Regions from separate parts of the Homo sapiens genome. Here region 2 is linked to region 1. A link is an interaction called in ENCODE POLR2A ChIA-PET data of the cell type or tissue named here. Cell type or tissue: CD4-positive, alpha-beta T cell. All regions are shown on one strand. Each heading gives the region's core, and the rest is flanking DNA. Links, peaks and the distances in the headings are about the cores only.

The links. ChIA-PET counts read pairs that join two places held together with the same protein. Peaks named below come from ENCODE experiments on the same cell type or tissue, not always from the same donor. Only the 100,000 strongest peaks of a DNase experiment are listed, where the experiment ranks them.
Region 2: POLR2A ChIA-PET joins it to region 1 with 5 read pairs; 2 of 35 experiments call an interaction of 5 or more read pairs at or near these places.

Annotation. Positions count from the first base shown.
Region 1 is chr19:17,117,531-17,132,651 of GRCh38, reverse strand. All of the region lies in intron 2 of MYO9B (myosin IXB), which reads right to left. Among named protein-coding and RNA genes, the nearest start is that of SNORA118, 33 kb to the right of the region's middle. RefSeq lists enhancers at 713-1,711, 6,098-6,537, 6,648-7,037. In CD4-positive, alpha-beta T cell, for the core only: no CTCF peak of the experiment used is centred there; DNase peaks (open chromatin) are centred at 6,341, 6,721 and 7,141; H3K4me3 peaks cover 1,529 bases; H3K27ac peaks cover 3,409 bases.
Region 2 is chr19:16,478,819-16,493,939 of GRCh38, reverse strand. It overlaps CALR3 (calreticulin 3), which reads left to right. Exons shown (of 9, transcript NM_145046.5): 3 at 3,370-3,573; 4 at 8,683-8,777; 5 at 9,825-10,010; 6 at 11,155-11,262; 7 at 11,359-11,490; 8 at 13,234-13,326; 9 at 14,666-14,879. The coding sequence ends at 14,809. Among named protein-coding and RNA genes, the nearest start is that of CALR3, 9.8 kb to the left of the region's middle. RefSeq lists a silencer at 7,028-7,322. In CD4-positive, alpha-beta T cell, for the core only: no CTCF peak of the experiment used is centred there; no DNase peak of the experiment used is centred there.

The DNA.
Region 1 (15,121 bases), core at 3,992-8,991:
GAGGTTGAGGCAGGAGAATGGCACGAACCTGGGAGGTGGAGCTTGCAGTGAGCCGAGATTGCGCCACTGCACTTCAGCCTGGGCGACAGAGCGAGACTCTGTCTCAAAAAAAAAAAAAAAAAAAAATAATAATAATAAATAAATAAATAAATAAGAAATAAAATAAGGCCTGGCACTGTCGTTCACACCTGTAATTCCACCACTTTGGAAGCCAAGGTGGATGGATCACTTGAGGTCAGGGGTTCAAGACCAGCCTGGCCAACATGGTGGAACCCCGTCTCTACTACAAATAACAAAAATTAGCCGGGCGTGGTGGCACAAGCCTGTAGTCCCTCCTACTTGGGAGGCTGAGGCAAGAGAATTGCTTGAACCCAGGAGGTGGAGGTTGCAGTGAGTCAAGATTGCACCACTGCACTCCAGCCTGGGTGACAGAGCAAGACTCTGTCTCAAAAAAAAAAAAAAAAAAAAAAAAAGAAATAAAATAAGCCAGGCACAGTGGCTCACAACTGTAATCCCAGCAATTTGGGAGGCCAAGGCAGGAGATCACTTGAGCCCAGGAAGTTCAAGAGCAGCCGTGAGATCCTGTGTCTACAAAAAAGAAAAAAATAGCCAGGCGTGGTGATGCATGCCTCTAGTCCCAGCTACTCAGGGGGCTGAAATGGGAGGATCACTTGAGCCCAGGAGGTTGAGGCTGCAGTGAGCCATGATTGTGCCATTACACTCTAGCCTAGACGACAGAGTGAGACCCTGTTCCCCGCCCCACCCCCCAAAAAAATTAAAGAAAAATTTTAAAAACCTCGTGAAAAGCACAGAAGAAAGAAATCCATAAAGCTATTGGTCATAATTCAGCTTCCCCCCAGTCACGGTTTCTAGGTAAAACTAACGTAGAGGCAGTCTTGCCTCTTCCTCTGACAGGGCTGGCCTAGGTGTGGGCCCAGTGGGGATGCCATGTGCCCACCAGGGACATTGAGGGCTGGAAGAAGTCTGGCCGCCTTCCAAACGCCCCTGCCTTTGAGATTTTTCTTCTGGGCAATTTAAAAAGGTTTCTTGAATTGAGAAAGTTAGAGAAGAATTATTCAATAGGGCCAGGCACAGTGGCTCACGCCTGTAATCCCAGCACTTTGGGAGGCTGAGGCGGGCAGATCACCTGAGGTCAGGAGTTCAAGACCAGCCTGGCCAACACGGTGAAACCCTGTCTCTACGAAAAATACAAAAATTAGCCGGGCATGGTGGCGTGCGCCTGTAGTCCCAGCTACTTGGGAAGCTGAGGCAGAAGAATCGCTTGAATGCGGGAGGCAGCGGTTGCAGTGTGCCGAGATCATGCCACTGCACTCCAGCCTGGGTGACAGAGCGAGACTCCGTCTCAAAAAAGGATTATTCAATGGTACTCATTAACACATGGGCAGGATGCCTTTATTCCCACTACTGTGATGGGGCCTTCCAGTGGGGGAGAATGATTGGGCTCAAATCTGAATATGGCTTGGGCAAGCGGGACTTTATAACCAAGGAGCAGGGTGGGGGTCAGTGGATGGAAAATTACTAAGAGGAAACACTGAGCATACAGCAGTTTCTAGCTAAACCGACCTAACAGGATTCTTGCTGAAGACAGGCCAGGGTGATCAGATAGTACCTGGGGTATGGGGGAAGATACAGAGCCCGATCAGACATCAAGGGTGATCAGCTCTCAAGGGCAGAGGGTTCCTGTTAAACTGACTTAGCAGGGTCTCAGCTGAAACTGGATTTTATAAAGAAGTGCACAGATGGGACTGGGACAAGGTTCAGGAGTCTAATGTTCAGTCAAACAGAGAATCTGTGAAAAGAGACATCCAGGGTTGAACGTCCTATGTAGGCAAAAATTCTAGATTTTTTTTTTTTTTTTGAGACCAAGTCTTGCTCTGTCACCCAGGCCAGAATGCAGTGGCTCACTGCAACCTCCGCCCCCCAGGTTCAAGCGATCCTCCTGCCTCAGCCTCCTGAGTAGTGGGGAGTACAGGTGTGCACCACCATGCCTGGTTAATTTTTTTTTTTTTTTGAGACGGAGTCTCGCTCTGTCACCCAGGCTGGAGTGCAGTGGCACGATCTCGGCTCACTCCAAGCTCCGCCTCCTGGGTTCACGCCATTCTCCTGCCTCAGCCTCCCGAGTAGCTGGGACTACAGGCGCCCACCACCACGCCCGGCTAATTTTTTGTATTTTTTTTAGTAGAGACAGGGTTTCACTGTGTTAGCCAGGATGGTCTACGATCTCCTGACCTCGTGATCCGCCTGCCTCGGCCTCCCAAAGTGCTGGGATTACAGGCGTGAGCCACCGTGCCCGGCCAATGCCCGGCTAATTTCTGTACTGGTAGTAGAGATGGGGTCTTGCTATGTTGGCCAGGCTGGTCTCGAACTCCAGTCCTCAAGTGATTCACCCGCCTCAGCCTCCCAAAGTGCTGGGATTACAGGTGTGAGCCACTGTGCCTGGTCAAAAATTCTATATCTTCTATCTAAAGGATGGCTCTCCTCTTGGTTGGAATGCCTGGTAACATTTTAGGGAGGCCAGGCAGGTGGCTCACATCTATGATCCAAGCACTTTGGGAGGCCAAGGCAGGAGGATCGCTTGAGGCCATGGATTCAGGACCAGCTGGGCAACATAGCAAGACTCTGTCTCTTAAAGAAAAATAACTGAAAAGTTCACCAGGTCTGGTGGTACACACTTGTAGTCCCAGCTACTTAGGAGGCTGAGGGAGAGGGATTGCTTGAGTCCAGGAGGTCGAGGCTACAGTGAGCTATGATTGCACCACTGCACTCCAGCCTGGGCAACAGAGTTAGAACCCATCTAAAAACAAACAAACAAACCAAAAAACCAAAAAAACCATTCTCCCTAAAACATTTTAGGGAGAACAGAGACTATGACATATCATGACCTGTGGTGAGGAGTGGCCCACTAGGGGCATATACTGTGGGATTCGAGACTCCCTCTTCAACTCGCATTCCTTTAAGAAGCAGACCTGCCATCCCCATTTCAGACGAGGAAACAGAAGTGCTGAAAGGTCTGCCGCCCTCCCTCAAGTCCAAGAGCAGGAGGCTGACGCGTCCGTGGCTCCCCTCCTGGCCCATGCCCTGCCCACCTGCCCTGACACGTTTGGTTACGTTTAGCCACAGCTCAGGTGTCTTGGCCTCTGGGAGCCTCCCTGGACCTGCCTGGACAGAGTGGGCTGCTCACTTCCCGGAGCCTTGATGCTGTTTCTTTTTGTTGTTGTTGTTGTTGTTGTTGAAACTGTCTCGCTCTGTCGCCCAAGCTGGAGTGCAGTGGCACGATCTTGGCTCACTGCAGCCTCCACCTCCCGGGCTCGAGTGATTCTCCTGTCTCAGCCTCCAGAGTAGCTGCAACTACAGGAGCCCGCCACCAAGCCCAGCTAATTTTATTGTATTTGTAGTAGAGACAGGGTTTCACCTCGTTGGCCAGGCTGGTCTCGAACTCCTGAGCTCAGGCAATCCACCTGCCTCAGCCTCCCAAAAGTGCTGGGATCGCAGGTGTGAGCCACCATGCCCGGTCCCTTGATGCTGTTTCTTCCTCCCTCTGCAACACCACCTCTGGGTGAAGCCTCCACCCCCCTGCTCAGGCCATGAGCCACGCAGAACTTCTGATCTCCCCTGTCCCGTCAAGGCCATGCAGGCACTGAGATGAAGGAGTGACCGGTATGGCCAAGAGAGGCTGCGGCTGGAGAAAGAACATCTGCAAATATCGAGCCACCACAGAGCCTAAAGAAAGGGGCTGAAAGAGGGAGATTGTCCCCTTGCTTTTTGGTTTGCAAAAGTCCTCTCTCCTTCTAGCTGGGTAAGGTGGAGACCACCACATGACACTGGCCAGGGCCTGGCAGCCAGCTTGGACCTCCTGTTATTTCTTTCCTGTATTCTCCAAGTTCCTAGCAGAACTTTCTACCTGAAACAGCACTCGTCCCGAGGCCACGGAGTAGGTGACGCCCACCTGGGGACACTGACAGCAGTCAGACCCAGACGAGAGCTGTGACCCTGAGCGCCGGTGGCTCAAGCCGGTAGGCGGAGGCCACATCCCAAGGCTGTGCCAGGCCCTCATGGACACAGGAGCCCTATGGGCAGTGCCCTGTCCCAGGACGCCTGAGGGACCGGGGGGTTCTGCTCTGCCAGGTCTGCCAAGCAAACAGCCATGGGGCAGCCACTGGGAGCTGGGGCTGTGCTTCACGGAAATGCCAGGGAAATAAACCCCCAGGTCCTCATGGGGCTGCAGGCTATTTCTTTTAGTGAGACAAGGTCTTGCTTTGTCACCCAGGCTAGAGTACAGTGGTGTGATCCTAGCTCACTGCAGCCTCAAACTCCTGGGCTTAAGCGATCCTCCCGCCTCAGACTCTCAAGTAGCTGGGACCACCGGCGCATACCACTGTGCCTTGCTAAATTTAAAAAAAAAAATTTTTTTTTTTCAGTATAGATAGGGTCTTGCTATGTTGCCCAGGGTGGCCTTGAACTCCTGGGCTCAAGTGATTCTCCTGCCTCGGCCTCCCAAAAAGCTGGGATTACAGGCTTGAGCCACCATGACTAGCCAGGTTGCAGGCTACTTCTGCTGAGACACTTTGCAAGATTCAGTGGATCCTGGTGGCCAGGGGGAGGGTTGGAGGTTCAAGGCTACTGCTGGGCAATTTGGGCAAATTAGTTCACGGCTCTTGGATTTCAGATTTCTCTCCTGTAAGGTAAGGTTTTGGAAAAATCTCTGCCTTAGCAGATGGAGGATTAAGCGGGATTTTCTGTGTGAATCAGGGGCCAGTAAACTTGTTCTGCGAAGGGGCAGGTGGTGAATATTTTTGGCTCCATCTGCTGTCACCGCTCAGCTCTGCCAATGTGGCAGGAAAGCGGTCACAGACAAACAGGTAGGGGCATGGGTGTGGCCACATGGAGGACACCCTCCTGGTACCAGTGATCTCTACCGGGGGTCTGCAAAGTGTGGCCAGCCACCTATTACTGTACAGCCTACGTTCTAGGGACAGTTTTCACATTTTAAAAATGCTTAGGGGGCTGGGTATGGTGGCTCACACATATAATCCCAGCATTTTGGGAGGCCAAGGAGGGCGGATCACTTGAGGTCAGGAGTTCATGACCAGCCTGGCCAACATGGTGAAACTCCGTCTCTACCAAAATACAAAAGAAATTAGCCGGGTGTGGTGGTGGGCACCTGTAGTCCTAGCTACTCGGGAGGCTGAGGCAGGAGAATCGCTTGAACCTGGGAGGCGAAGGTTGCAGTGAGCCAAGATTGCGCCACTGCACTCCAGCCTGGGCGACAGGGCAAGATTCCAACTGGAAAAAAAAAATGCTTAGGGGAGAAAAAAAGTCAAAAAATTGGCCGGGCATGGTGGATCATGCCTGTAATTCCAGCACTTTGGAAGGCCGAGGGGGGTGGGTCACAAGTTTGAGACCAGCCTGGCCAACATGGTGAAACCCCATCTCTACCAAACTACAAATGAAATTAGCCGGGCGTGGTGGTGTGCACCTGTAGTCCCAGTTACTTGGGAGGCTGTGGCAGGAGAATCGCTTGAACCTGGGAGGCAAAGGTTGCAGTGATCCAAGATTGTGCCACTGCACTCCAGCCTGGGCGACAGAGTGAGACTCCATCTGAAAAAAAAAAAAAAAATGCTTAGGGGAGAAAAAATGTCAAAAGATCGGGTGGGTGTGGTGGCTCATGCCTGTAATTCCAGCACTTTGGAAGGCCGGGGGTGGGGGGTGGGGGTGGGGGTGGGGGTGGATCACAAGGTCAGGAGTTCGAGACCAGCCTGGCCAATATGGTGAAACCCCGTCTCTATTAAAAGCACAAAAATTAGCCGGGCATGGTGGTGGGCGCCTGTAGTCCCAGCTACTTGGGAGGCTGAGGCAGGAAATCGCTTGAACCCGGGAGGAGGAGGCTGCAGTGAGCTGAGATCGCACCACTGCATTCCAGCCTGGGCAACAGGGCGAGACTCCGTCTCAAAAAAAAAAAAAAAGAAAAAAAAAAGTCAAAAGATCTCTTGATGGCTGAAATTGATGTGAAATTCAATTTTCAGCAGCAGCAAATGACGTTTTCCTGGCACACAGCCACATCGGTCTGGGTCTGGCTTAAGGCTGCATTTGAGTTACAATAGCAGAGTCAAGCCATTCTGACAGAGACTGGGTGGCCCCTAGGATCTGTGTGAAATACAGACTGTCTGGTTTTCGTGAGAAAAGAGTGGCCAGGGGCCGCTGTTCTGGATCCTCTGTTAAATGGGGTTTTCCGGGGATCCCCGACATGGTTCCAGCAGGATGGGTCGGCAGGAGGTGAGTGTCACCCTGGGTGACTGGTCTCCCGAGGCCATGGTGGGGACGTGGAGGAGCAGGCCTGGGAAGCACCCAGGACAAAATGGGTCCACAGGGTCACGTGCCCAAGGAGGGCTGGGTGAGAAGAGACTCCCTGGGAGCTGGGAGCAGAGGGGGCGGAGGCCAGCAGGCAGGGCTGGAGGCGAGGAAATGAGAAGTTTAGCTGATGCTTTCAACAGAGCTCAGAGCTGTGGTGAAGGCGGGGCCGAGGGAATGAGGAGGTTAGTGGGGGCCATGTCGGGGATGATGCCAGCCAGGCACAAGGAAGACCCTGCGAAGGGGGTGGGTGTCATGGAGGTGAGGAGGCAGCTATGTGGTGCAAGACAGGACTCCCCACACCCCCAAGCCCAAGCCTGCACAGGAGGCAGCTGCAGGCTCAGTTGGCCTGCGGATGTGGGGGCAGGAAGTGGAAGAGTCACCCCAACCTCATGGCTCCCCTATTCGCAGAGGAGGAAGTGGAGGCTCTCCAGGGCCCCTAGCCTAGCTGCTGCCGGGTTCTGTTCTTTTCTGGTTGCTCAAGGGGTTTGGGGCACCCCGGCAGGCTCTCGATAGCTGGTTGCTGGTCAGATGGACGGACGGCAGGGATGTACAGAGAGCTGAGTGCTCCCAACGCCGTATGTCCCAGTTCACAAGAGACACCAACTGTCAGCCACAGACGCAGATGGCATTACAGCAAACACTGAAACGCAGCAAGGACTCCCAGGGCTAGGACGTGGCCCTTTAAGGACAGACTCCTACCATGAGCTAAAGTCTCACAGCAAACCCTACAGGGGTGGGGTAGGGGAAGCCTTAAATAACAACAAAAACCTAAGTGTGAAACAAGTTACTGAAATCTTACATATGTCACTAAATTTGGGTTTAGGTTATCACGAAACCACGTACTAGGTCACAGAAAGAATACAGAACAAACCAGGCTTTGATGGGGGAAGGTCCTGTTTGGTTCTCAAGGCTGTGAAAACATCTGAAGAATTTATCATATTTCCCCTAGGGCTCATCTTACCCTTTTTTTGGGGGGGGGGGGATGGGGTTTTACTCTGTTGCCCAGGCTAGTGTGCAGTGGCATGATCTTGGCTCACTGCAACCTCTGCCTTCCAGGCTCAAGTGATTCTCCACCCTCAGCCCTCCAAGTAGCTGGGACCACAGGCATGTGCCACCACGCCCGGCTAAGTTTTTGTATTTTTGGTAGAGATGGGGTTTCATTATGTTGCCCAGGCTGGTCTCGAACTCCTAAGCTCAACTGATCTGCCCACCTTGGTCTCCCAAAGTGCTGGGATTACAGGTGTGAGCCACCGCAGCTGGCCTCATCTTGCCCATTTGATGCCCAAATCATTCTCTTTGGGGGTTACTTTGTTCTTTTTTCTCAGCTTGAGATAGGACATGAATTCATTTACTTCCGTTCTTTCCTATTTGTGGATCTAATGGGTGTTCAGCTATGTGGTGTCCTCCTACCATCACTTTAAATATAGCCCATGGATTCTGATAACATACGGGTGTTTGTCACTGATTTTTAGAAAACCTGCAATTTTGGTCTGTTTGTACCTTTTTTTTTTTTTTTTTTTGAGACAGAGTCTCACTCTGTTGCCCAGGCTGGAGTGCAGTGGCGCGATCTCGGCTCACTGCAACCTCTGCCTCCCAGATTTGAGCAATTCTCTTGCCTCAGCCTCCTGAGTAGCTGGGATTACAGGTGCCCGGCTAATTTTTGTATTTTTAGTAGAGACGGGGTTTTGCCATGTTGGCCAGGCTGAGCTCGAACTCCTGACCTCAGGTGATCTGCCCGCCTTGGCCTCCCAAAGTGCTGGGATTACAGGCATGAGCCCCCACGCCCAGCTGTGTTTGTATCTCTTCATCTAAGAGTTGCTCAATATAAGTTTACTTTAAAAAAAAGTTCCACGAAGTTTTATTGCATTGTTAGAGTGTCACTTGTAATTGTTCTACTCTGGGAAGTTCTAAATGCTTTCTCTTTACCTGACATAGGAATGATTTTTATTTGTAGAGATGGGGTCTTGCTATGTTGCCCAGGCTGGTCCTGAACTCTTGGGCTCAAGTGATCCTCCTACCTCAGCCTCCTCAACAGCTGGGATTACAAGTGTGTACCACCACACCTGACTCTGATATAGAAATGATTTTTGAGTCCAGGTGTGGTGGCTCACACCAGTAATCCTAGCACTTTGGGAGGCCAAGGTGGAAGGATTGCTTGAGGCCACAAGTTGGAGACCACCCTGGGCAACATAGTGAGACCCCGTCTCTACAAACAATACAAAAATTAGCCAGACTTGATGGTGGTAAGTGCCTGTAATCCTAGCTGCTTGGGAGGCTGAGGTGGGAGGATCACTTGAGCCCACGAGATTGAGGCTGCAGTAAGCCAAGACTGCACCACTGAACTCCAGCCTGGGTGACAAAGTGAGACCCTGTCTCAAAAAAGAAAAATGATTTTTTGAGAATGTTCCATGTATGTGTAAGGAGGTTTATTCTCTTAAGAGTTCACGATATGGCCACAATGTCTGCCTTAAGCATGTGGTTTGGGCGTCTTAACATCCTTGCCTATTTTCTATCTACTCAACCAAGCTGTGTGTGTGTTTCTCCTTGTATCTTTTAGAATTTTTACTTTGTGGCCAGGTGTGGTGGCTCATGCCTGTAATCCCAGTACTTTGGGAGGCTGTGACAGACGGATCACCTGAGTTCAAGACCCGTCTCTACTAAAAATACAAAAATTAGCCAGGTGTGATGGCGTGCGCCTGTAATCCCAGCTATTTCAGAGGTTGAGGCAGGAGAATCGCCTGAACCAGGGAGGTGGAGGTTGCAGTGAGCTGAGATCATGCCACCGCACTCCAGCCTGGGTGACAAGAGTGAAACTCCATCACACACACACACACACACACACACACACACACACAAATTTCTACTGTATAAAGGCAGTGGCTATGTTGTTTGGTGCATAGATATTCACAAGTGTTATACCTTTATTGCAAAGTGAGGCTTTTGGCATCATAACCAATCTTTGCCACATGTAATGTGCAGAGGCCTGAACTATGTCCGAATTGCAGCTCTGCTATCTCCCGTTTCTCACTGCCTGGTACACCTGTGCTTGCTTTCCCCTTTGTTTTTAACTTCCTGAAGCCCTTTGATTTAGGTGTGTCTTGTGTATAAAGCAAGGAACAGAACTTGCTTTATATACTTGCAAGCCAAGCTGAAAATCCTTTCATTTTATTTACTTATTTATTATTTATTTACTGAGACAGGATCTTGCTCTGTCCCCCAGGCTGGAGAGCAGTGGTGTGATCGTAGCTCACTTCAGCCTCCAATTCCTGGGTCCTGCGGCCCTCCCACCTCAACCTCTTGAGTAGCACCACCTTGCACCACCACGCCTGTTTAATTTTTTAATTATTGTAGAGACAGGGTTTTGCTTTGTTGTATAGGCTGGTCTTGAACTCCTGGCTTCAAGTGAGCTTCCTGCCTTGGCCTCCCAAAGTGTTGGGATTACAGGCATGAGCCACTGCAACTGGCCCTGAATGATGTCATTTAAAGTTACCAGCATCATGGCCTCATTAGCTCCTAAGGCTCTGTCCACCATGGTTGAACCTCTTTCCTGCCTGCTAACTGATACCTGCCTGTCATTGGCTGTCTGTGTCTATGTCCCAAACTCCTGGGCTCAAGTGATCGTCCCGTCTCAGCCTCCTGAGCATCTTGGATTACAAGCATGTGCCACCACACCTGGCTGTGATGTAGGAATGATTTTTGAGACTGTTCCATGTAGACTTAAGGAGGTATGAGGGGAGTGATTCTCCAGATCACCTGTTTTTTTGAGGCAGAGTCTCACTCTGTTGCCCAGGCTGGAGTGCAGAGGTGCAATCTCCCGGGTTCAAGCAATTCTCCTGCCTCAGCCTCCTGAGTAGCTGGGATTACAGGTGCATGCCACCACACCCAGCTAATTTTTGTATTTTTAGTAGAGACGAGGTTTCACCATGTTAACCAGGCTGGTCTCGAACTCCTGACCTCAGGTGATCTGCCCCCCTCTTACTCCCAAAGTGCTGGGATTACAGGCCTGAGCCACTGCGCCTAGCCTCCAGGCAACTTTTGATGGCTTCCTGAAATAATGCATCTTTTGCAAGAAAGATTCTCAACCTCACTTTGCAACCAGCTTGCACCGTATTTGCATCATGGGAGGAGCCAGCCTTAGGCTAAGCTGAGAGGGGAGTCTGAGTGGAGGCTCATTCTGCAAGTGTTCAGCTCATTTGGAAAGGTTTCATCTTGAGATGACGTTTGCTTCCCCACACAATCTCCAAACCACAGGGACTTGAACAGCAAAGACTTCCAGTACTTTTTTTTTTTTTTGAGACAGGGTTGCATTCCTGTCGCCCAGGCTGGAGTGCAGTGGCACGATCCTGGCTCAACACAACCTCCAACTCCCGGGCTCAAATGATTCTCCTGGCTCAGCCTCCAGAGTAGCTGGAACTACAGGCACGCAGCACTGTGCCGGGCCAATTGTCATATTTTTAGTAGAGATGGGGTTTTACCATGTTTCCCAGGCTGGTCTCAAACTCCTGACCTCAAGCAATCCAACCGCCTCAGCCTCCCATAGTGCTGGAATTATCGGCGTGAGCCACCGCGCCCTTCCAGTACTTTTAATGCGGCAAAAGTGAACATTTGCACATGTAAAGAAAGGTAATCTCCTTAGGGAGGGCTGGAAGGAGGGTCTGTAGCTACCACAGCACCTCTCTGCCCTCCCTGCAGGTGCCACTGCCTCTCTCTGTAAACTTGGGGTGGGGGATGCCTTTTGGGGCCCCCAGGCTCCCCTTGGACCCACTCTCCAGAGCTGTGGTCAGCAACCCGTCATCCTGTGGCGGCAGCTCTTGGATATATATATATATATATATTTGGAATACATATCTGCTGTAAGTGTGGGTTCCCTCACTTATGGTAGTGGGGAAAGAAAGTCTGAATCACCAAGATTTCAGTTTGCCCTCATCTCCCGAACCCCAGTGTGGGACCACTGCTGTGTCCCTTCAGTGGGCTGTGGTGAGGAAGAGAAAAAGTTGACAATCCAAGTACAAGTAAGCGGGTGTGTTAAAAACAACAGGCCAGGCGCCGTGGCTGACGTCTGGAATCCCAGCCTTTTGGGAGGCCAAGATGGGTGGATGGCTTGAGTCCAGGAGTTCGAGACCAGGCTGGACAACATGGCAAAACCCCATCTCTACTAAAAATACAAAAATTAGCTGGGTGTGGTGGTGCACGCCTGTAGTCCCAGCTACTTGGGAGGCTAAGGTGGGAGGATCGCTTGAGTCCGGGAGGTGGAGGTTGCAGTGAGTTGAGATCACACCATTGCACTCCAGCCTGGGCGATAGAGCCAGACTCTGTCTTGAAAAACAACAACAAGAAACCCCAGACCGGGTATGAGGGCTCATGCCTGTAAATCCCAGGGCTTTGCAATCCTCCTGCTTCAGTCTTCTGAGTTATCTGCAACTACAGGCATGTGCCACCATGTCAGGACTAAACTGCTCTATATCTGCTGTTATATATCTCTCTCTCTCTCTCCAGAACATATACTCCAAGAGCTGCCGCCACAAACCCACTCCAGCCAGTTTATTCAATACTCACCATGAGGACTGTTACCAATTAGCATAAAGGAGATATACATTTAGATATCTATCTATCTATCTTTTTTTTTTTTTTTTTTTTTTTTGAGACAGAGTCTTGCTCTGTTGCCGAGGCTGGAATGCAATGGCATGATCATGGCTCACCAACTATAACCTCTGCCTCCTAGGCTCAAACGATCCTCCTGCCTCAGCCTCCTGAGTAGCTGGGGTTACAGGCACATGCCTGGCTAATATTTTTATTTTTTGTAGAGATGGGGTCTCACTATGTTGCCCAGGGTGGTTTCAAACTCCTGGCCTCAAGCAATCTTCCCGCCTTGGCTTCCCAAAGCACTGGGATTACAGATGTGAGCCTGAATGGCCCTTCATTCCTTTTTATGGCTAAATAATCTCCTTTGAATCCAATCTGCTCTGAAAAGGGGCAGTAGCGGTGGCTGCCCAGCCTGTCTTGGGCGCTCACTCCAACGCTGAATGGTATACTGTGTGGCATCCTCCTTGGGTCTGGGGAAGCCACAGCAGGCACTGCCCTGAGCCCAGAGGGATCATATGATACAAAGACCCTTGCTGCTCCTGACAGTTGGGCACAAGCTGCTCCTCATCACCTCCATCTTGGTTTACACATCCTGCCTTTGACATATCATGGGCCTGCAATCCTCCCACCTCAGCCTCCTGAGTAGCTGGGACTACAGGCATGCGCCAGCACGCCTGGCTAATTTTTGTATTTTTCGTAGCAACGGGGTTTTGCCACGTTGTCCAGGATGACCTCAAACTCCCGAGCTTGGCCGGGCGCAATGGCTTATAGCTGTAATCCCTGCACTTTGGGAGGCCGAGGCAGGTGGATCATGAGGTTAGGAGATCGAGACCATCCTGACTAACATGGTGAAACCCCATCTCTACTAAAATTAAAAAATTAGCCGGCCATGGTGGTGGTGCCTGTAGTCCCAGATACTTGGGAGGCTGAGGCAGAAGAATGGCATGAACCCGGGAGGCGGAGCCTGCAGTGAGCTGAGATTGCGCCACTGCACTCCAGCCTGGGTGACAGAACGAGACTCTGTGTCAAAAAACAAAAACAAAACAAAACAAACAAACAAACAAAAAACTCCTGAGCTCAAATGATCCTCCTGCCTCGGCCTCCTGAAGTGCTGGGATTACAGGTATGAACCACGGGGCATCTCTGCTTTTCTTTACGTGGCAGTTCCAGAGTAAGGATGGGAGCGCACTCAGGCATAGGAGGACCGCCCAGGCTCCCCTCCTCGGCCTCCCTGCTGCCTCAGTGTCCTGTGACTCCATCTCAGCACTCGCTCATTCCTGGCTCTTCCTCAGCCAACACCAGAAGCCGGCTGTAAGAAACACAGGGTCGCTGAAGAGAGCCTGCTCAGAGCCTCAGGGTGCAAGGCAGTGGGAGCCACACCCCATGCTTGCCCGTCATCCTGGATCTGTGCTCTGAATCTCCCAGTGGTGCTGTGCGCTGGCACTGAAGGGACATGGAGGCCTTTGGGTGGGACTTAAAAGGATGATGGTGGCAAGAGTATTCCAGATTGAGGGCACAGCACATGCAAAGGCCCTGGGGCGTGAGAGATCAGGAGGCAGAACAGAGAGGTCAAGTGACTTGCTGCAGGTCACACAGCATGCAGGCAGCCAAGCCTGCACTCAAACCCCCACATCTTGCTTCCTGGCCATTCCTCTGAACTCCTGGAGCTGGTAAATTCTGGTTTGTAGGGGAGAGGTGAGAGGTGCCGAGAACGGGTCCAGGCACTTTGGCAGGACTGGAGATGTCCCCTCAGGCCGGCCTGCACTGAGGGCCTCTCCAGGGGCTGCCTGCCCTTGTCGTCTTCTCATCCTCCTTGGAGGACAATCTTATTAACAATTACACCTTCCACAAACAGCTCCCTCCACACAGGTGGTGGCTTCATTTAAAAGAAAATTTAAATTAAAAAAACAGGCCCGGCATGGTGGCTCACGCCTGTGATCCCAGGCGTGATCACAGGAGGCCAAGGTGGGCGGATCACCTGAGGTCAGGAGTTTAAGACCAGCCTGGCCAACATGGCGAAACCATGTCTCTACCAAAAAATACAAAAATCAGGTGGGCGTGATGGCGCACGCCTGTAGTCCCAGCTATTTGGGAGGCTGAGGCAGGAGAATCACTTGAACCTGGGAGGCGGAGGTTTTAGTGAGCCAAGATCGCACCACTACACTCCAGCCTGGGTGACAGAGTGAAACTCTGTCTCAAAAAAATAAAAATAAATAAATAAATAAATAAATAAATTCATTTTAAAAAATTTTAAAAAATATAGAGACAGGCTCTCGCTATGTTGTCATGCTGGTCTCGAACTCCTATGCTCAAGCTATCCTCCTGCCTCAGCCTGCCAAAGTGCCGGGATTACAGGCGTGAGCCATGGCTCCCGGCCTCCATCTAGGTGGTGGCTTCTGAATTACCACTGCTCCCTGCAGATTCTGTCCAGAGCGCCAGACCAGATTTTCAATTGTACTCTCTAAAGGCCTCTAAACTAAAGCAGGTCTCTCTGCCTCAGCACTACTGACATTTGCAGCCGGGTCATTCTTTAAAGAGGGGGGCCGTCCTGTACACTGTGGGGTGTTTAGCAGCATCTTGGCCTCTACCCACCAGAAGCCAGTAGCATCTCTCCCTCCCCAGCTATGATAACCAAAAATGTCTCCAGCAGTTGCCAAACATCAACCGATGGCAGAATCAGCTCCAGGCAAGAACCTCAGTTCACATACCCGCTAACTAGAATCCTGTATATGTCTTTTCTTTTTTTTTTTTTTTTTTTTGAGGAAGAGTGTCGCTCTGTCACCCAGGCTGGAGTGCAGTGGCATGATCTTGGCTCACTGCAACTTCTGACTCCCGGGTTCAAGCCATTCTCCTGCCTCAGCTTCCTCAGTAGCTGGGATTACAGGCGCCTGCCACCACGCTTGGCTAATTTTTGTATTTTTAGTAGAGATGGGGTTTCACCATGTTGGCCAGGCTGGTCTCCAACTCCTGACCTCAAGTGATCAGCCTGCCTCGGCCTCTAAAAGTGCTGGGCTTACAGGCGTGAGCCACCGCATCGGGCTGAGAATACTGTAATGACACTGACAAAGACAGAGGTGGCCGTAATTCACTCTCCCTTAAAGAGGTGATGATACTGTCCGGGATTTACAGAGAACCCCCTCTAGGGAAGGTGTTGGGTGCTGGTGCC
Region 2 (15,121 bases), core at 4,781-9,780, 640 kb after region 1:
CCCGGCCAACATGGCGAAACTCCGTCTCTATTAAAAATACAAAAATTAGCTGGGCATGGTGGCACACATCTATAATCTCACCTACTTCAGAGGCTGAGGCAGGAGAATCACTTGAACCCAGGAGGCGGAGGTTGCAGGGAGCCAAGATCATGCCACTGCACTCCAGCCTGGATAACCGAGCAAGACTCTGTCTCAAGAAAAAAAATATATATATATACAAATATTAGCCGAGCATGGTGGCATAGGCCTGTAGTCCCAGCTACTTGAGAGATTGAGGCAGGAGAATCACATGAACCCGAGAGGCGGAGGTTGCAGTGAGTCGAGATCGTGCCACTACACTCCAGCCTGGGCAACAGAGCAAGACTCTGTCTCAAAAAAAAAAAAAAAAAAAAAAAAATTCTAGCTTCAAGAGAGCTAATTCAAGCTCAAAGTTTAAGGACAACTGTGTGGAAAACACAGATCCCAAAGAATAGAAGTCAGTGTTCTGAAGTGTAGAAGTTTGGGATCATTTGTATAGACAAAGTTTAGAGAAGCTTAACAGAATTTCAGCATCTTTCTAGGCAAGGCTTGATAGATAATGACCATGATCCCATTAGTCAAGGTGGTCTTTTTCTTTTGAGAAGGTATATTTAACATTTCACCCTGAAGATGTAACAGTCACGGCATCTTTTGTGCCATCTGGTCTGAGTTAGGTACAGGTCAGTCCTGGAGGCAGTTAATCTGTAACTAAGGTCAGTGGTCACAAATAGAGGAGGCCTGGTCTCTGGTTTGTCCTAGTCATTTGCCAAACAAGAACAATGAGGAAGAAGGTTTATCTATGATTTAAGAAGCAGAGGTTACACCTGCATGCTGCATGACTCAGATCACACAACTTGCTCAAGGTTTTTATTTATTTTATGTATTTATTTGAGAGAGAGTTTCACCCTTGTTACCCAGGCTGGAGTGCAATGGCGTGATCTCTGCTCACCACAACCTCCGCCTCCCAGGTTCAAATGATTCTCCTGCTTCCAGCCTCCCAAGTAGCTAAGATTACAGGCATGTGCCACCACACCTGGCTAATTTTTTTTTTTTTTTTTTTGAGACGGAGTCTCGCTCTGTAGCCCAGGATGGAGTGCAGTGGCGCGATCTCGGCTCACTGCAAGCTCTGCCTCCTGGGTTCACGCCATTCTTCTGCCGAGTAGCCGGAACTACAGGCGCCTGCCACCACGCCCGGCTAATTTTTTGTATTTTTTTTTTTTTAGTAGAGACAGGGTTTCACGTGTTAGCCAGGATGATCTCGATCTCCTGACCTCGTGATCCTCCCGCCTCGGCCTCCCAAAGTGCTGGGATTACAGGCATGAGCCACCGCGCCCGGCCTAATTTTGTATTTTTAGTAGAGACAGGGTTTCTCCATGTTGGTCAGGCTGGTCTCCAACTCCCAACCTCAGGTGATCCGCCCGCCTCGGCCTCCCAAAGTGTTGGAATTACAGGCGTGAGCCACTGCGTCTGGCTTATTTATTTTTTTAAACGGAGTTTCGCCCTGCCACCCAGGCTGGGGTGCAATGGCTCCTCCATCTCCCAGGTTCAAACAGTTCAGCTGCCTGAGCTTCCCGAGTAGCTGGGACCACAGGCACGCGCCACTACGCTCGGCTAATTTTGTATTTTTAGTAGAAATGGAGTTTCCCCACGTTGGCCAGGCTGGTCTCGAACTTCTGACTTCAAGTGATCCACCCGGCTCAGCCTCCCAAAGTGTTGAGATTACAGATGTGAGCCACCATGCCTGGCCTCTCAAGGCTTTAAATTGTATTTGCTTTCACATATGTGAAAGTTTAGGCCAGGCACAGTGGTTCACACCTGTAATCTTAGCACTCTGGGAGGCCAAGGTGAGTGGATCACTTGAGGCCAGGAGTTCAAGACCAGCCTGGGCAACGTGGTGAAACCCCATCTCTACTAAAAATATGAAAATTAGCCAGGCATGGTGTCGCACGCCTGTAGTCGCAGCTACTCAGGAGGCTGAGGCAGGAGAATCGCTTGAACCTGGGAGGCGGAGGTTGCAGTGAGCAGAGATTCAGTCTGGGCAATAGAGCGAGCCTCTGTCTCAAAAGAAAAAAGAAAAGAAAGAAAGAAAGTTTAGTGTCCATTAAGTTTCACTGGAACACAGCCACATCCATTCTTTTTTTTTTGGAGACGGAGTCTCACTCTGTCACCCAGGCTGGAGTGCAGCGGTGCAATCTCGGCTCACTGCAACCTCCGCCTCCTGGGTTTAAGCGATTCTTCTGCCTCACTCTCCTGAGTAGCTGGGACTACAGGCACATGCCACCACACCCCGCTAATTTTTGTATTTTTAGTAGAGATAGGGTTTCACCATGTTGGCCAGGCTGGTCTCAAACTCCTGACCCCGTGATCCGCCTGCCTCAGCCTCCCAAAGTGCTGGGATTACAGGCGTGAGCCAGCATGCCTGGCAGTCCATTCATTTATATATTGTCTATGGCTGCCTTTTATGCTGAAAAGGCAGAGTAGAATGTTTAGGAAAGGGACCAGTCGGGCACGGTGGCTCACGCCTGTAATCCCAGCACTTTGGGAGGCCGAGGCAGGCGGATCATGAGGTCAGGGGATCGAGAACATCCTGGCTAACATGGTGAAACCCTGTCTCTACTAAAAATACAAAAAATTAGCTGGGTGTTGTGGCCAGCGCCTGTAGTCCCAGCTACTCGGGAGGCTGAGGCAGGAGAATGGCGTGAACCCAGGAGGTGGAGCTTGCAGTGGGCAGAGATCGTGCCACTGCACTCCAGCCTGGGCGACAGAGCGAGACTCCATCTCAAAAAATAATTAATTAACTAATTAAGAACAGTGGTATATTAAGAACAAAAACTTCCAGGTGTGTGAAATAAAAGTTGTATGGGCCAGGCACGCTGGCTCACACCTGTAATTCCAGCACTTTGGGAGGCTGAGACGGGCAGTCACCTGAGGTCAGGAGTTCAAGACCAGCCTGACCAACATGGAGAAACCCTATCTCTACTAGAAATACAAAAATTAGCCTGGCGTGGTGGCTAATTGTAGTTGTAATCCCAACTACTCAGGAGGCTGAGGCAGGAGAATCACTTGAACCCGGGAGGTGGAGGTTGCAGTGAGCCGAGATCACGCCATTGCACTCCAGCCTGGGCGACAGAGTGAGACTCCATGTCAAAAAAAAAAAATTATATAGAAGCAGAGTGCCTGCTAGTGGTCTACCCATTATGCATTATTGTATAATGCTCTGTTGGCACTGTAGATCACTGTAAATGGTTAGGACATTTATGTTTGGGAGTAAGGGAAGGACATCGATTTAACTTCCTGCGTTACTTAGCGCAGCGTCATTCCTGATCCTTCATGAGTATATTTTGTTCAAAGGTCTGCAAACCACTCAGAATGGCCGATTCTATGCCATCTCTGCACGCTTCAAACCGTTCAGCAATAAAGGGAAAACTCTGGTTATTCAGTACACAGTAAAACATGAGCAGAAGATGGACTGTGGAGGGGGCTACATTAAGGTCTTTCCTGCAGACATTGACCAGAAGAACCTGAATGGAAAATCGCAGTACTATATTATGTTTGGTGAGTTTACGTGGTGCAACACAACCACTTCTAGTGACTTTGAAAACCCTCCCACTTCACAGGATCTTTAGACTAAGACTTTGCTAATGTAGTGAAGGTAGTAGTATTGAGTATATCGGATCCAAGGTTTGTAGTAGTATTGAGTGTATCGGATCCAAGCACTATTAAGCCTAATTAATATAAAAAGGCAACTGTACCAGTCTGTTGTGTTCCTGAAGAAGTTATTTATTCACCATTAATGTTGCCCTCATGCAGGGTAAGGATACCTTATCTGAAATGTTTGGGACCAGAGTGTTTTGGATTTTGGAAATTTTTTTTGGATTTTGGATTATTTGCATTATCCTTACTGGTTGAACAACGCTAATCTGAAAAATCTGAAATCCACAATGCTCTGATGAGCATTTCCTTTGAGCATCATGTTGATTCTAAAAGTTTTGGGTTTTGGAACACTTCAGATTTGCGATTTTTTGATTTGGGATGCTCAACCTGTGTAGTTTTTTTGTTTGTTTGTTTTTGTTTTTGTTTTTGTTTTTGTTTTTGTTTTTGTTTCGAGCCCGAGTTTTCACTCTTGTGAACCAGGCTGGAGTGCAATGGCAATGGCTTGATCTCGCCTCACTGCAATCTCCGCCTCCTGGGTTCAAGTGATTCTCCTATCTCAGCCTCTTGAGTAGCTGGGATTACAGGCATGTGCCACCATACCTGGCTAATTTTTTTGTATTTTAGTAGAGATGGGTTTTTTTTTTTTTTGAGACAGAGTTTCGCTCTTGTTGCCCAGGCTGGAGTGGAATGGCATGATCTCGGCTCACTGCAACCTCCTCCTCCCAGGTTCAAGGGATTCACCTGCTTCAGCCTCCCAAGTAGCTGGGATTACCGGCATGCACCACCATGCCCAGCTAATTTTTGTATTTTTAGTAGAGACGGGGTTTCTCCATGTTGGTCAGGCTGGTCTTGAACTCCCGATCTCAGGTGATCCGCCCACCTCAGCCTCCCAAAGTGCTGGGATTACAGGCGTGAGCCACTGCACCCGGCCAAGATGGGGTTTCACCATGGTGGTCAGGCTGGTCTCGAACTCCTGGCAGGTATCGAACTCCTGACCTCAGGTGATCCACCCACCTTGGCCTTCCAAAGTGCTGGGATTACAGGCGTGAGCCACCACGCCTGGCCTCAACCTGTGTTTTGAATCCTTCAGTACTCAGTAAACCTTGGCCGTGGGCCAAATTGGCCCACTGCCTGTGTTTATATAACCTGTGAACTAAAAATGTTTTTTACGTTTTTAACTGGTTGGAAAAAATCAATACAAGATGATATTTTGTGATACATGAAAATTATATGAAATTTAGATTTCAGTGTGCATAAATGAAGTCTTACTGGAATGCAGCCTCACTCTGTTCATTTATATGTTGTCTGTGGCTGCTCGCCAGTACCAGTGGCAGAGTTAAGTTGTCATGACAGAGATCATTAGGCTTACAAAGCCAAAAATATTTTACCATCTGGCCTTTATAGAAAAAGCCTGCAAACCTCTAGAAAATATTAAATGTCTCCTGACAACAGGGGTACTTGATTAAAATTTGTGCTAGAACTGGGAAGGGACCACACTGGGCCACAGGAAATAGACCTAAGTATAGTGTAACTTAAAACTTTAATAATAAATGTACCTCAGGCCGGGTGTCGCGGCTCACACCTGTAATCTCAGCATTTTGGGAGGCCAAGGTGGGCAGATCACTGGAGTTCAGGAGTTCAAGACCAGCCTGGCTAACATGGTAAAACCCTATCTCTACTAAAAATACAAAAAAAATTAGCCGGGCATAGTGGCACATGCCTGTAGTCCCAGGTACTCAGGAGGCTGAGGCAGGAGAATTGCTTGAACCTGGGAGGTGGAGGTTGCAGTGAGCCGAGATCTCACCACTGCACTCCAGCCTGGGTAACAGAACGAGACTCCATCTCCAAAAAAAGAATGAATGTACTTCCAAAATATTCATCCTCAGCTGGGCACAGTGGCTTATGCCTGTAATCCCAGCACTTTTGGGAGGCCAGGCAGGAGGATTACTTGAGTCCAGGAGTTCGAGACCAGCTTGGCCAACATAGTGAGACCCTGTCACTACAAAAAATAAAAATTAGGGCTCTGTGCGGTGGCTCACGCCTGTTATCCCAGCACTCTGGGAGCCAGAGGCGGGCGCATCACCTTAGGTCGGGAGTTCGAGACCAGCTTGACCAACATGGAGAAACCCCGTTTCTATTAAAAATACAAAATTAGAGCCGGGCGCGGTGGCTCACACCTGTAATCCCAGCACTTTGGGAGGCCGAGGTGGGCAGATCACGAGGTCAGGAGATTGAGACCATCTTGGCTAACACAGTGAAACCCCGTCTCTACTAAAAATACAAAAAATTAGCCAGGTGTGGTGGTGGGCACCTGTAGTCCCATCTACTCGGGAGGCTGAGGCAGGAGAATGGCCTGAACCTGGGAGGCGGAGCTTGCAGTGAGCTGAGATCACGCCACTGCACTCCAGCCTGGGCAACAGAGTGAGACTCCGTCTCAAAAAAAAAAAAAAAAATTGAAAATTAGCTGGGCGTGGTGGCGCATGCCTGTAATAATCCCAGCTACTCAGGAGGCTGAGGCAGGAGAATCACCTGAACCTGGGAGGCAGAGGTTATGGTTAGCCGAGATTGCACCATTGCACTCCAGCCTGGGCAATGAGAGCAAAAATCCGTCTCAAATAAATAAATAAATAAATGATACAAAATACAAAATAAAAATAAAAATAGAACTAAAAAACACCCAGATATCTGAAACATCAAGGGAGGATCACTTGAGCCCCGGAGTTTGAGACCAGCTTGGGCAATATAGCAAGACCCCATCTCTACAAAATGTTTTTTTTTTTTTTTTTGTGGAGACACAGCTTCGCTCGTCGCCCAGGCTGGAGTGCAACGGCACGATCCCGGCTCACTGCAACCTCTGCCTCCCAGGTTCAAGCGATTCTCCTACCTCAGCCTCCCAAGTAGCTGGGGTTACAGGTGCCCACCACCATGCCCAGCTAATTTTTTTGTATTTTTGTAGAGACGGGGTTTCACCATGTTGGACAGGCTGGTCTCGACCTACTGACCTCAGGTGATCCACCCACTTTGGCCTCCCAAAGTGCTGGAATTACAGGCGTGAGCCACCACGCCTGGCCCCATCTCTACAACAATTTTAAAAATTAACCCAGTGAGGTGGCGCACCCCTGTGGTTCTAGCTACTCAGGAGGCTGAAGCAGGGGAATCCCCCGAGCCGAGGAGTTTGAGGATGCAGTAAGCTATGATCACACAACTGCACTCCAGCCTGGATGACAGAATAAGACCCTGTCCGAAATAAATAAATAAATAAATAAAGACCCCTATATAGCATGTGTCTACTACATCTGAATTGCCAAGCAGCATAATTTGGGGTCAAAAAAAGATTAAAATAAATTTTTCTTAGTATTTCAGTTTTTAATTCAACAGTTCCATTTTACTCAAACCCACTCTGTTACTATTGGGACACTTTGTTGCAATGAGTCAGCGCCAGCCATTAGTGTGAGGGGAGCTTGCTGAGGGTGAGGGGTTAAGGAGGAGGACAAGGGAAGCACAGTTATTGTCAGTCTTGACATTTGCATGAATTCCTATGCATAAGTTATGCATAAAACCTCAGACAGGCAACACAGAGCCCATCTGTCTACATTTCCTCATGAACATCCATTACATGTGTAAATACCTTTTTTTTTTTTTTTTTTTGAGATAGAATCTTGCTCTGTCACCCAGGCTGGAGTGCAATGGTGCAATCTCGGCTCATTGCAACCTCCGCCTCCCAGGTTCAAGCCATTCTCCTGCCTCAGCCTCCCCAATAGCTGGGATTACAGGCGTGTGCCACCATGGCTGGCTAATTTTTGTATTTTTAGTAGAGGTGGGGTTTCACCATGTTAGTCAGGCTGGTCTCGAACTCCTGACCTCGTGATTCACCCGCCTCAGCCCCCCAAAGTTCTGGGATTACAGCCGTGAGCCACCATGCCCAGCCCACACTTTTTTTTTTTTTTTAATTGAGACGGAGTCTCGCTTGGTCACCCAGGCTGGAGTACAGTGGCCCGATCTCAGCTCACTGCAACCTCCACTTCCTGGGTTCAAGTGATCCCCTCACCTCAGCCTCACAGGTCCCTGGGACTACAGGGACACGCCACCACTCCCAGCTAATTTTTGTATTTTTAGTACACACGGGGTTTTACCATGTTGGCCAGGCTGGTCTCAAACTGGCCTCAAGTCATCTCCCCACCTTGGCCTCCTAAAGTGCTGGGATTAGCAGGCCACTTTGAATATTTAAATAAGCTTCAGAACACACTCAAAAGTGAGTGGAAAGCCAGGACATTGTCCTTTAACAACAATAATAAGATATTCACACATGTGACCAGATGCAGTGGCTCACACCTATAATCTCAGCACTTTGGGAGGCCAAGGCAGGCAAATCACTTGAGGTCAGGAGTTTGAGACCAGCCTAGCCAACATGGCAAAACCTGTCTCTACTAAAAACACAAAAATTAGCTGGGCCTGGTGGTACATGCCTGTAATCACAGCTATTCTACTCGGGAGGTTGATGCAGGAGAATCACTTAAACCCGGGAGGCGGAGACTGCAGTGAGCCAAGATCCCACCACTGCACTCCAGCCTGGGCGACAGAGTGAGACTCTGTCTCAAATAAATAAATAAATATCTTAGTGTGAATATCTGATTATATGTAAGAAGAATGGACTGCACGTGGTGTTTCAAGCCTGTAATCCTAGGACTTTGGGAGGCCGAGGCAGGTGGATCACAAGGTCAGGAGTTTGAGACCAGCCTGGCCAGCATGGTGAAACCCCATCTCTACTAAAAATACAAAAATTAGCTGGGCATCGTGGCATGCGCCTGTAGTCCCAGCTACTCAGGAGGCTGAGGCAGGAGAATTGCTTGAACCCAAGAGGCAGAAGTTTCCGTGAGCCAAGATCACTGCACTCCAGCCTGGGTGACAGCAAGACTCCGTCTCAAAAAAAAAAAAAGAATGGTTGTGGGTTGGTTATTCTACGGTGATGCATTATGGAAAGAAATTGAGAGCAGCTAATCTTTTTTGTAGGACCCGATATTTGTGGATTTGATATCAAGAAAGTTCATGTTATTTTACATTTCAAGAATAAGTATCACGAAAACAAGAAACTGATCAGGTGTAAGGTAACTGCTCTTGTATTCAAATAAATGAGTGTTAACTCCTGCCAGACTAAGTTTAGAAAAAATAGTTTTGATAATAAAATACTTAACTGAGCCAGGGATGGGTCTTTGTAGACATACCTCCTGTTTCCAGTTTCCAGTTTAGGGGGCCCATTGGAGATACTTCTCTCCTTTAACTGGTTTCCTGAAGTTTTTACCCCATCAGGAGGGCACTCTCATTTTTTACTGTGAGCTATGACATGTCATCATTTGCCCTATGAGGGTTACAATAGTACAGTCACATTTCAGCCACATCCATCCTCATTAATGAATGAAATATTCAGGATGAAAAAAACATTCTGGAGAAATGTCTGGGTGCAGTGGCTCACACCTGTAATCCCAGCAGTTTGGGAAGCTGAGGCAGGAGGACTGCTTGAGCCAAGGAGTTCAAGACCAGCCTGGGCAACATGGCGAAATCTTGTCATGACAAAAAATACAAAAATTAGCCAGGTGTAGTGCCAGGAACCTGTGGTCCCAGCTACTGGGGAGGCTGAGGTGGGAGGGTCACTTGAGCCTGGGAGGTCAAGGTTGTAGTGAGCTCTGATTGCACCACTGCACTCCAGCCTGGGTGACAGAGCAAGACCCTGTCTCAAAAAAATAAAAATAAAAATAAACTGCATATTTAGACTTGCATTAAAACATCGAGAGTTGGCCGGGCGTGGTGGCTCATGCCTGTAATCCCAGCACTTTGGGAGGCTGAGGCAGGTGGATCACCTGAGGTCAGGAGTTCGAGACCAGCCTGGTCAACATGGTGAAACTCTGTCTCTACTAGACACAAAAAATTACCCAGGCATGGTGGCAGGTGCCTGTAATCCCAGCTTCTCAGGAGGCTGAGGCAGTAGAATCGCTTGAACTCAGGAGGTGGAGGTTGTAGTGAGCCGAGATTGTGCCACAGCGCTCCAACCTGGGCGACAGAGTGAGACTCCATCTCAAAAAAAAAAAAAAAAAGAAAAGAAAAGAAAAAAGAAATTGAGGATTTAATTGTTACGCTTTTCCCCCTAAAATATGCAGGTTGATGGCTTCACACACCTGTACACTCTAATTTTAAGACCAGATCTTTCTTATGATGTGAAAATTGATGGTCAGTCAATTGAATCCGGCAGCATAGAGTACGACTGGAACTTAACATCACTCAAGAAGGAAACGTCCCCGGCAGAATCGAAGGATTGGGAACAGACTAAAGACAACAAAGCCCAGGTGTGAATTTTTCCTGGGCAACTCTAAAAAGTGCACAAATGTAGTTTGTAAGTACCCAGTTACTGGACAATTGCTGCATGGCTGGTAGCCACGATGGCAATATTATAGAACCAAATGCCCTCCCCAGAGCACACACTGCAGACCAGCCACATCTCTACACATCTGAAGGTATCGTAAAACATTTATTTATTTACTTATTTATTTATTTTTTGAGACAGAGTTTCGTTCTTCTTGCCCAGGCTGGAGTGCAGTGGCGTGATCTCAGCTCACGGCAACCTCCGCCTCCCAGGTTCAAGTGATTCTCCTGCCTCAGCCTCCCGAATACCTGGGATTACAGGCACCCGCCACCATCCCTGGCTAATTTTTGTATTTTTAGTAGAGATGGGGTTTCACCATGTTGGCCAGGCTAGTCTCGAACTCCCGACCTCAAGTGATTTGCCTGCCTTGGCCTCCCAAAGTGCTGGGATTACAGGTGTGAGCCACCACATCTGGCCATCACCATCACTTTTTGCACCATCATTTTTCACTCTAGCCACTACTTGAGGTTTCCACACCGCTGCTCCTCTCCATAGCATGCAGGAAAGGGCTAAAGTCATATGGCAGGTTAGGGAGAAAAATCTAGGCAGTGTGGTGTTGCCCTGAAGTCCTCAGTGGGATTGGAAGCACCAAGCACTTGGCCTCCTGACCACCAAACTGAAGAAGGGAGAGGGACACTGGGACAGGGGTCACCAGCCTGTGCCTGCCACTTGGCATCTAATAATTTCCTTTCTCAAATCTGAGCATCTGGCTGGGTGTGGTGGCTAATGCCTGTAATACCAGCACTTCCAGAGGTCAAGGCAGGAGGATCGCTTGAACCCAGGAGTTCGAGACCAGCCTGGGCAACAGAGGGAGACCCTGACTGTACAAAACATAAAAATAGTAGCCAGGTATGATGGCGGGCGCCTGTAGTCCGAGCTACTTGGGAGGCTGAGGCAGGAGGATCACTGGAGCCCAAGAGGTTGAGGCTGCAGTGAGCCATGATTGCACAACCGCACTCCAGCCTGGGTGAGAGCAAAACCTAGTCTCAAGAAACAAAAACAGAAGCAACAACAACAAATATATGAGCATCTGACTGATTTTACTTTTTCCTTACATGTCTTTGAAGGACTGGGAGAAGCATTTTCTGGACGCCAGCACCAGCAAGCAGAGCGACTGGAACGGTGACCTGGATGGGGACTGGCCAGCGCCGATGCTCCAGAAGCCCCCGTACCAGGTGTGTGGCCTCTTTGTATGATGCCAGGGATGCCCCAGGGCTGCCCCTCCGCTGCCCATGTCATTGAGACCACCCCATATGGTTTTTTTGATACAGGATGGCCTGAAACCAGAAGGTATTCATAAAGACGTCTGGCTCCACCGTAAGATGAAGAATACCGACTATTTGACGCAGTATGACCTCTCAGAATTTGAGAACATTGGTGCCATTGGCCTGGAGCTTTGGCAGGTCATTTGGTTTTAACTTTACTTTAGATTTTTTGCGTGTGTGTGTTTTGTTTTGTTTTGTTTTGTTTTGTTGAGACAGGGTCTCATTCTGTCACCTAGGCTGGAGTGCAGTGGCACCATCCTAGCTCACTGTAGCCTCAAACTAGGCCCAAGCGATCCTCCCACCTCAGCCTCCCAAGTAGCTAGGACTACAGGCACAAGCCACCACATCCAGATTTTTTTTTTTTAAGAAATGGGAGTCTAGGCTGTGCGCGGTGGCTCACTCCTGTAATCCCAGCACTTTGGGAGGCTGAGGCGGGTGGATCACAAGGTCAGGAGATCGAGACCATCCTGGCTAACATGGTGAAACCCCGTCTCTACTAAAAATACAAAAAAAATTAGCCGGGCGTGGTGGCGGGCGCCTGTAGTCCCAGCTACTCGGGACGCTGAGGCAGGAGAATGGCGTGAACCCGGGAGGCAGAGCTTGCAGTGAGCTGAGATCGGGCCACTGCACTCCAGTCTGGGTGACAGAGCAAGACTCCGTCTCAAAAAAAAAAAAAAAAAAAAGAGATGGGAGTCTCAGAACTTCTAGGCTCAAGCAGTCCTTCCACCTCAGCCTTCCAAAGTGCTGAGAGTTTTGTTTGTTTTTTTGTTTTAATGCTTTGGTGATCCCAGCTGGGCTCAGTGGCTCATGCCTGTAATCCCAGCACTTTGGGAGGCTGAGGGGGGCAGATTGCCTGAGCTCAGGCGTTTGAGAGCAGCCTGGGCAACATAGTGAAACTTCGTCTCTACTAAAAATACAAAAATTAGCTGGGTGTGGTGGTGCGTGCTTGTAGTCCCAGCTACTCAGGAGGGTGAGGCATGAGAATAACTTAATCCTGGGAGGAATCACTTGAACCCAGGAAGTGGAGGTTGCAGTGAGCCAAGATCGCGCCACGGCACTCCAGCCTCCGCAACAGAGTGAGACTTCACTTCATCTCAAAAAAAAAAAAAAAAAAAACAGAGCGAGACTAAGTCTCAAAAAAAAAAAAAGTTTTGGTGATCCCGATGTGCAGCCACGTTTAAGGAACCAGTGCCTTAGAGGGAAAGGATATTCTAGAAATGGGTTTAAGCACCACCTACTATTCTAATTGCTGTTATAGTATACACTACTGAGCAAAATACAACTGTTTCTTTTTGAAAAGTTGTTACATATGTCACATCAATAATGAAGGCCTAGTAGCCAGGGACAGTATGGCTCACGCCTGTAATAGTCCCAGCTACTGGGGAGGCTGAAGTGGGACCATCACATGAGCCCAGTTCTTTTTTTTTTTTCTTTGAGACTGAGTCTCACTCTGTCACCCAGGCGGGAGTGCAGTGGCACGATCTCAACTCACTGCAGCTTCTGCTTCCCGGGTTCAAGCGATCCTCCCACCTCAGCCTCCCAAGTAGCTGGGACTACAGGCATGCACGACCACACCTGGTAATTTTTGTATTTTTAATAGAGATGGGGTTCACCGTGTTGGCCAGGCTAGTCTTGAACTCCTGACCTCAAGTGATTCACCTGCCCCAGCCTCCCAAAGTGCTGGGATTATAGGTGTGAACCACCACGCCTGGCCAAGCCCAGAAGTTCAAATCCAGCCTAGGCAACATAGCAAGACCCCATCTCTAAAAAATAAAAAATGTCACCTGAGCTTCATGTATTTCCAAAGGAAAAAAGAAATGAAAAATAAACAAATAATAAAGAATAAAAGCATAATAATGAAGGCCTTATTTTCATCTGCAGGTGAGATCTGGAACCATTTTTGATAACTTTCTGATCACAGATGATGAAGAGTACGCAGATAATTTTGGCAAGGCCACCTGGGGCGAAACCAAGGTATGAAGCACGTGATTAACTCTTCCTACATCACTATTTCATTTGTGTAAATTTTTTTTTTTTAGATGGAGTCTAGCTCTGTCACCCAGGCTGTAATGTAGTGGCATAGTCTCGGCTCACTGCAACCTCCACCTCCCGGGTTCAAGCGATTCTCCTGCCTCAGACTCCCAAGTAGCTGGGACTACAGGCGCATGCCACCACGTCCGGCTAATTTGTGTATTTTTAGTAGAGAGGGGGTTTCACCATATTGTTCAGGCTGGTCTCGAAGTCCTGACCTCAGGTGATCCACCTGCCTTGGCCTCCCAAAGTGCTGGGATTACAGGAGTGAGCCACTGTGCCTGGCCCCATGTAAGGTTAATATTGGCAGGTTCCAGGGATTAGGACATGAATTTTTTTTTTTTTTTTTTTTTTTTGAGACGGAGTCTCGCTCTGTCGCCAGGCTGAAGTACAGTGGCGTGATCTCGGCGCACTGCAACCTCCACCTCCCGGTTCAAGCGATTCTCCTGCCTCAGCCTCCCGAGTAGCTGGGACTACAGGCACCTGCCACCACACCCAACTAATTTTTGTATTTTTAGTAGAGACGGGGTTTCACCATATTGGCCAGGATGGTCTCGCTCTCTTGACCTCATGATCTGCCTGCCTCGGCCTCCCAAAGTGCTGGGATTACAGGTGTGAGCCACCGCGCCCAGCCAGGACATGCAATCTTTACAGGTTCTTCTTATTCAGCCTATCCTAGGTGGTGAGGAGGCTTCTAGAAGGCAGGGTCTGCCTGAGTACTGACATGCATTTGGCCACATGGAAGCATAACCCCTGGCCTCTGGGGCTTTTTTTGTTTTGTTTTGTTTTGTTTTGTTTTGAGACGGGTTTTGCTCTGTCACCCAGGCTGGAGTGCAGTGGTGCCATCTCGACTCACTGCAACCTCCGCCTCCTAGGTTCAAATGATCCTCTCACCTCAGCCTCCCGAGCAGCTGGGACTACAGCCACACACCACCACGCCCAGCTAATTTTTGCTTTTTTTTTTTTTTTGAGACAGAGTCTTGCTCTGTCGCCCAGGATGGAGTGCAGTAGAGTGATCTCAGCTCACTGCAAGCTCTGCCTCCCAGGTTTAGGCCATTCTCCTGCCTCAGCCTCCCGAGTAGCTGGGACTACAGGCGCCCACCACCACGCCTGGCTTTTTTTTTTTTGTATTTTTGGTAGAGACTGTGTTTCACCGTGTTAGCCGGGATGGTCTCGATCTCCTGACTTCGTGATCCATCTGCCTCGGCCTCCCAAAGTGCTGGGATTACAGGCACGAGCCATCGCACCCGGTGGGGCTTATGTTTTTTCTTTCTTTCTCCAGGGTCCAGAAAGGGAGATGGATGCCATACAGGCCAAGGAGGAAATGAAGAAGGCCCGCGAGGAAGAGGAGGAAGAGCTGCTGTCGGGAAAAATTAACAGGCACGAACATTACTTCAATCAATTTCACAGAAGGAATGAACTTTAGTGATCCCCATTGGATATAAGGATGACTGGTAAAATCTCATTGCTACTTTAATCTATGTTTCAAACTCAAATGTCTACATGGCACTTTGTCCAATTTTCTTTGAACAGTGTTTCATGCTTCTGGGTGGGGTAGGTTGTATCTCCCCTGGTGACCCCCTTGCACTGAGAAGTTCCCTCTTGACAATTTTACACACTGGAAGCCAGAGGCCAGCAAGGGTCTGGCCAAAACCATGATCCCCTTTTCTTAACTCCCAAAAGTCTTTTTATAAAATAAAAGTTGACCAGGCAGTGTGCCTCACGCCTATAATCCCAT